Regions from separate parts of the Homo sapiens genome. Here region 2 is linked to region 1. Evidence: chromatin contacts called from ENCODE Hi-C or POLR2A ChIA-PET data. All regions are on one chromosome and are shown on one strand. The core of a region is the stretch at or near the end of the contact, and the rest is flanking DNA. Distances in the headings are between cores, read along the strand shown.

Region 1 (3,567 bases), core at 722-3,221:
TTGATTCAGCTGTTAAAGGGGTCTTAGTTGTTAGAGCTTTTTGGCGGTTTATTTGCTATAATCAATAGACTTATTAATACTTTTAATTTTAGCCTAATAGTACTAATAGTCACATTTTGACTAACTATTGGGCCAGTTTTTCTTTGTCATTCATTGGTAGTTGAGTCTCTGTAGCCTTTATACTGCCCTATTTTTGGTTTGCCACATTTTAAATCTCAAACTGCCTATAATTTATACTGTTAGTCTTTGGAAATAAGTTTGAATTGACTATTCTGCTAAACTCATTTTAATGACCATGCTCCCTTGTGATGAGCTAAATTTATTTATTATTGTGTTGTCGTATTAATTTTTTTTTTTTTGAGACAGTCTCACTCTGTCGCCCAGGCTGCAGTGCGGTGGCTCAGTCTCCACTTACTGCAACCTCCACCTCCCGGGCTCAAGTGATTCTCCTGCCTCAGCTTCCTGAGTAGCTGGGATTACAGGCAAGATTAATGTTTTTTATTTGTAATCAATTTAAGCCTAATACATGTTCTAATAATTTTTGTATTTCATATATGGATAAATTATAATAATTCTTTTAAAGTGAAAGTATTGATGAGAGATACTTTTTTTTGGAATAGCTCATTTTAAGCCCCTGATACTTGATATGGATAAAATATTTTCAGTGTTTAATAAAATGTTGAAATATATTTAACTTTACTAATTTGAGCCCTGCCAATTATAATACTTTAGAAAAAGTGAAAATATAATAGTACATTTATAAGGCTTTTAAGTATTCACAAAATAGTCATTTCCCAGTAGATGTTTTTCAGCTCTTATGATACAGTGTTTTCTTTTTCTTTTGGCCATGTATTGATCAGAATTAGTCATTAACTTTACTAACAACTGGATTTAGTTTGTCAGCCTTGATGGTTTGGTTACACAGATGTAGCTATTGTGTCAACCCCACTGTTTTAAATATGTTCCTATGCCAGGTGAAATTTGATCCCTTTAAGCAAATTTCTGTTAAACACTTTGTGTCAGTTTCAGTAACGTTTCCCCAATGAACATTCCTACTGTACAAAATTTTACATATGTGTATTTACATATTTATACTTTTTTCACAAATGTGGGAATTTAGGATACTATGTTTGTAAAAATTGGGCAATTTTTCTTGAAGATAATTTTTAAAATTACAGCAAAACATAGGGCCCTGAGAAGAAGAGGTAAAATATATGGAAGAGCAAGTATGTATAGATAATTTTGTAACGTAACCTTGAGAGAAATATAGAAAACTGAGACAACATAAGCCAAAGGAAAGGAATTGGGATGTAAAACCTTTAGGGTAGAGCAGTGCTCTGCTGTGGTCATTTATGCCTTGGCATTAAGTTCTTTTGAATATAAAACAATGCATTTAGAAGGATTTTAAGACTATATCACAGTGCACTGGCATTTTCTTCTTCAATTTTCCAGGGCTAAATAAGGTAATTGAATAATAAAACTTAAAAGCATTTTTCATTTCATGAAGATCCAAGAAAAAATATTTCATAACAATTTTTATTTACAAGAAGGAAAAACATATTCATAAGAATCTTAGATGATTAGTAGGTTAATGAAATAAAAAGTTTGTTAGGAAGAAGGAATACTAGTTATTGAACAATGCCAATTTTTTCTATTTAAAAATATTTAAAATGCCATTAGTTGATTTATTTAATGAGCCATCAGCCTTTATTTTAGATTCACTATAACTCTGATCTCCTAAACCTGCTTTTCCTATCAGGTCTTAAATATTTCATCCCTGCTTTCTTTTACAATATAGTTTTTGGGAATGTAACTATCATGTTGATAAGTAATGCTAGGTGAAGGAAAAAGTTAAAACAACTCCAATGCTAGGCAGTGATATACCATAGAAAAATAAATGAGCCAAAGATAGGGGAAGTGATTTTTTTTGGAGGAAGAAAACAGAAATGAGAACAAGAGGACATGGATGACTGCTGAAAAACTGACCAAGTTCCTCTTCAGTCTTCTAACAGAATTTGGAAGATGTTCTTAGCATGCAACTGTTGGTTGAAAAAAACCCAAATGTACAAGGGCCATCAGTTCTTAAAAGTGGAATAGTGCATAGAAAGCTTATTGACACAACATAGCAGTTTGATGAAATGGACTGAAGCCATTTCTGTGGAGTGGACTCGTGGAAAATGTGATGCCTGATTCATAAAATTGTACACAGTTGAATGTTGCTATATAGGTAAGGTTTTGCAAACTCAGGACTCTCAGGAAACATCAAAGGTATATAGTTGGCACACTTAATTTTAGATATGTGTGATACGTTTGTGATTTTTTTTAAAAAAATATTTCCAGGAATGCTTAAGAAGATTATACCACCTCATGCTATAAAATAAAACTAACTTGGAGAATTCAACAATGTTTGCTGTTTTAATATGCATCTTACAAAGATAATTATAAACACTGAGAGTATTTACTGCAATGCCCTGAATATAGTATGCCTAAAGAATTTTCTGTATAAAAATAATTGTATTTATTTTAGTTAAAAATTGAGTAAAATATACATGCATCAAAATAATTTCTAGGTAGACCAAAGTGATATATGTAAAGAAAGACAAAATCAAAAATCAGGAAATTGCTGGTGAATATCTAATCTCGGGATAGAAAAATATTTTTTTAAATCACAAAAGCAATCAGTAATCAAAAGAAAAGATGACTGATAATTATTACCATATAAATATTTTTAAACTCATGTGTTAACAATTTATAGAACAAATAAGTTCGAGAAAATGTTTGTCCTTAGCATGTCAGTTAATTAAAATAAAACACAGAAACTTCATACAGTTCAGCAAAGGACATCTTGATTTGTGCTTTGGAGAATCTATTGAGTTTTTTTGGTTACTGAGTAATAGTTTAGTTAGATGTGTTGCTATAGCTATACATTCTTCCATCTTATGTTTTCAAAATATTAAGTGTCCTCATTTATTTTTTGTGTAATTGAGAATAAACTGAAATCAAGTAATACACATTCTCTCATAAAAATAAATATACTCGGTCATTGAATTGTAAAGTGTGGATCCCAGGATGATATCATCATCACCTGGAAACTTGTTAGAAATACACATTCTTGTCCCCTGACCAAAATCTATTGAATGAGAAACTCTGAGGGTGAAGCCCAGCATTTTAAAATCTAAAAATCCATGTTTTAACCCATTTGGGGATACTAAATAAACTGCTGTAGTCCTTCAATAAGCCCATCACACATTTTCACCATGTCATCTATAGGCACTTTTTCTACGGTGTTAACATCATCTTCATCATCACTATTATCATAATCACCTTGATTAAGAACCATTTTGGCTATTTCCCCATGGATCAATGAATGAATAATTAGAGCCGCATTATTGCTGGTAAAAACTTACATGACATCTGTTTCTTCCATCTTACTGCCAGACTCTGAAGGTGTATTTTTTTGTATATGTATGGAGGTCAGACATTATTTTTTTTCTCATGTGACATATAGAAACCTTCAAAGTCACCACTTTGTTCATCACCATCACTGAACATAGTTATAGCCCAGAG
Region 2 (3,567 bases), core at 541-3,040, 4.1 Mb before region 1:
AAAGAGGAAAAGAAACCTACTCAGGGAGGTTTGCAGAGAGGGTCCTCCACCATAAGAAAGCAAGCAGTCAAGCCCAGCACTTCGCATGTTAGTGTCACTGTGTGCACTTATTAGCATTCACAATATCACTTCCTATTATTTGGTGGGATGATACCATTTCTCTTGCCAGAAAAGTTCATGGGAGGCTAGGAATGGTGGCTCATGCCTGTAATCCCGACACTCTGGGAGGCCGAGGTGGGTGGATCACTTGAGGTCAGGAGTTCGAGACCAGCCTGGGCAACATGGCAAAACCCCATCTCTACTAAAAATACAAACATTAGCTGGGTGTGGTGGTGCACGCCTGTAGTCCCAGCTACTTGGAAGGCTGAGATGGGAGGATCACTTGAGTCTGGGAGGTGGAGGTTGCAGTGAGCCAAGATCATACCACTGCACTCTAGCCTGGGCGACAGAGTGAGACCCTGTCTCTGTCTCTGTCTTTGTCTCTCTTTTTCTCTCTCTCTCTCTTTATATGTGTGTGTGTGTGTGTGTGTATCTATATATCTATATCTATATCTATATATTTTTTAGAAGAGTTCATGGGAGACCCTAGTTTCTGTGTTTTGATATTACAGAAATGGTCCTGTGCAAAGAGCTTTGGACTGGTCTGCATGAGTGAGACATGAAGGGTGAAGGTCTCCTTGGGCATCAGTGGTCCTTTCCCAGCCTGTGGTCCTGAGAGTCATGGCCAGAGCTGAGTGGGGCAGGGTCAGTGCAGGTGCATCTGCCCTGGGACCTGGGGAAGGGGTGCAGTGTCTCCATAGACATGCCTGTATTCCTTCAGCCTGCAGGTGGAGAGCAGCCAGCTGCCTGCCTAGCTGACAGGCATGGGAAGGTTGAGGGCTGGGAGCGCCAGTCTGGCCACGGGGCAGGTCTGAGCAGGGAGGAGGAGACTGTGTGGACTCAGCTTACGTGGCAGCTCCTATTAAGGACATGCAACCCAGTCCTGAGGCCAGGAAGACTGTGTGGGAGCCAGAGTGAAGCGGGAGTGAGAGGGAGCTGGCTGGAGGTAGGCACTGCCAGCAGGAGAGCTGGCTGCGAGAGGAAAGGGAGGCAGCGGGGCTGGGAGGATGCTGTGTTAGGGAGTGTGCACTGCACCTTGAGGGCAGTGGAGGAGGAGATAGGGGAAGGACAGGTTCCGGTTTGCACATTAGAAAGAGTGCCTGACTGCAGTGTGAGGGCAAAAGAGTGGTAATTCAGAGAAAAAGAGGAACCGTGCCAGGAAGGAGCCGGCAGAGTGGCCTGAGCTCAGGGGACTCTGTGGGTTCTAGGGACATTCAGGAGGCAGGATGGCAGGAGTTGATTATGGACTTGGTGATTAGAAGGTTTGTTGATGTGGGAGGGGTCCCAAGGGAGAGAAAGAAGTCAAGGAGGGTTTGAAGGGATCTGAATTGAGCTTCCTAAATGAGAATACATCTTTGAAATACATTCATCGCGGTCCTTCCCAAAGCCAGGGGCTAGGTGCCTCCTGGACAAGAGGCACCTCTGAGGATTCTCTCCGAGGACTGTCTGCCTCTGTGGGGTCAGATGTTGTGAAATGCCTCCAGTTCAGTGTTTTTGTGGTGTCTTCCTGACAAAGCACTAAGAAGGAGGGAGCCGAGGGCAGGCGTTGGGGGAAACCATCCTCTGTTGTGTGGTTGTGGGGGCTCTCCTTTGGCACCTCTTTCTTCAGCCCCAAGGGAAACACTCTGAGGATGCCCAGGGCACAGTGGTGGCCTGCTGATCACAGCTGCCCAGGCTGTGGTGGCTGCTGTCTGTAGTGGCCCCAGCTGGACTCCTTGTATCATTACTTGCAGGACCAGGTGGACACGCTGACCTTCCAGAGCCAGTCTCTGCGGGACAGAGCCCGCCGCTTCGAAGAGGCCTTGAGGAAGAACACAGAGGAGCAGCTGGAGGTCGTTTCTGGATTCCAGGCTTCCAGCCCCGCAGGAACCCCGCCCCAGCAAGGCCGAGGGACTCCCTCAGCAGTCTCGTCCCAAGACAAGGCCTCTCTGTGAATCCGCTGCTGAAGTGACAGCTGGTCACGACCTCCCCTGGATTTTTAAACAATTCCTGTCAGCAGCTCTCCCCTGAGACAGACAGCAGCTGTGGGTTTCTCCAGCTACGTGTTATTTTTGCCAAATTCCACAGCATTCCCCAGCTGGAGTCGTGGGGCTCCTATGATAAGCATGGTCTGGAAACCCCCCTCCGCTGGCCTGACCACCCCTTCCAGCCCATTCTCCCGCAACTTTTTAAGCTGACATGGGGCAGCCTTGGCTGCAGCATGCGTTCAGTTGAGGGGAATTTTTTCCAGAAAAGCTGGCAAAACTCCTTCCCTCTAACATGGGGTTGCCAAATAAAATACAGGACACCCAGTTAAACTTGAATTACAGATAAATAAATTTTTGAGTATAAGTATGTCCCATGCAATACTTATACTGAATTTTTTAAAATGTCATTTATCTGAATTTGGATTTAACAGGACACACTATATTTTAATTTGTTATATCCTGCAGCACTACTCCAACATGACTTTTTCTAAAATGGCTTTTCTGCTTCTTAAACCACTTTGCTCATTTCCTATGCCTGAGCTTTTTATGGGCATAGGTGGGACCTATAAGAGTCCCAGCTACCTGGTGAATCAAGTCGGCCGGGTGAATGTTAAAAGCCAGTGTTGGGTTTACTCTTTCTACCCCATGAATTCCCTGCTGGGCACAGGCTGGCAGCCCCCAGCAATTCTGGAGTCAGACTTGCCAGTGGTTGATGGCCATGTCTCACCTGTTCCCCCACAGAACTGGATTTTAGGAGGGTTCTCAGCAGGAAACTAGCAGGGCCCCTTTATCAGGGAAGGCTGTGAGCATCCTCTCTCTTTGGTGTTGCAGTTGCCATCAGGGCGCTTGTCCCAGGAGGATAGATTTAGCTGGATTCGTGACATTGGTTAATACTGGGTTTTGCCGGGAATCCTGGTCAACAGCTCATGGCTCTCTGCCTCTGTAGATTGCATTGGCTCCTTATCAGCACTTGGAAGAAGACATGAAGAGTCTGAAGCAGGTATTAGAAATGAAGAATCAGCAAATACACGAGCAAGAAAAGAAGATTCTTGAGCTGGAAAAGCTGGTGAGTTGGTCTGTTTGCTCGGGAGAGTAACCTCCATGACATTCCTGCTGTCATCACTGATGTCATCGTTGATGGTGTTCAGCCAGGTGTGTCCCTTACCTGCCCATTGCTTACACCCAAGCAGAAAATCCCACAGCTGGCCTTTCCCAGGAATCCAGGAGCTCTCATAAGGAATCTTGGAGGTGGCCTCACCTTGTCCAACTCTGGAGCCTTCCTGATGGGCAGTCTCTTTCTGCTTCGCCCTGGTTTTCCCACAGTTGTGCTGTCTTCTCGCCCTCTCTTGGGGACGTGTGGGGACCCAGCACAATGCAGCATCCCTGATGCCCAGACACTGCACGGAGCACTTTCCCCGAGCCTGCGCCTAACTCCTACGGCTGCCTGTGGAGCAGCTGCCGCCACCAGCCGCTTTACAGATGCGGAGATGGAGCTAAGGAG

Evidence for each region. A loop is a pair of places that touch in the nucleus more often than their neighbours do. ChIA-PET counts read pairs that join two places held with the same protein, here RNA polymerase II (POLR2A).
Region 2: a map of B cell shows a loop between it and region 1 (12-fold over the local background). The contact joins two enhancer-like sites. A Hi-C loop is called at or near these places in 1 of 168 maps with a recorded cell type or tissue (B cell). POLR2A ChIA-PET finds 5 or more read pairs at or near these places in 1 of 52 experiments (activated naive CD8-positive, alpha-beta T cell).

Annotation. Positions count from the first base shown.
Region 1 is chr13:33,546,305-33,549,871 of GRCh38, forward strand. It overlaps a transcript of STARD13 not described here. Among named protein-coding and RNA genes, the nearest start is that of LINC02344, 210 kb to the left of the region's middle. Within about 2 kb of position 1,972, at least 2 of the 41 ENCODE cell types and tissues checked have a DNase peak (open chromatin) inside an H3K27ac peak, as active enhancers do.
Region 2 is chr13:29,495,406-29,498,972 of GRCh38, forward strand. MTUS2 (microtubule associated scaffold protein 2) reads left to right here. Exons shown (of 16, transcript NM_001033602.4): 13 at 1,833-1,931; 14 at 3,013-3,132. Among named protein-coding and RNA genes, the nearest start is that of MTUS2-AS1, 9.4 kb to the left of the region's middle. RefSeq lists an enhancer at 1,118-1,197. Within about 2 kb of position 1,791, at least 12 of the 41 ENCODE cell types and tissues checked have a DNase peak (open chromatin) inside an H3K27ac peak, as active enhancers do.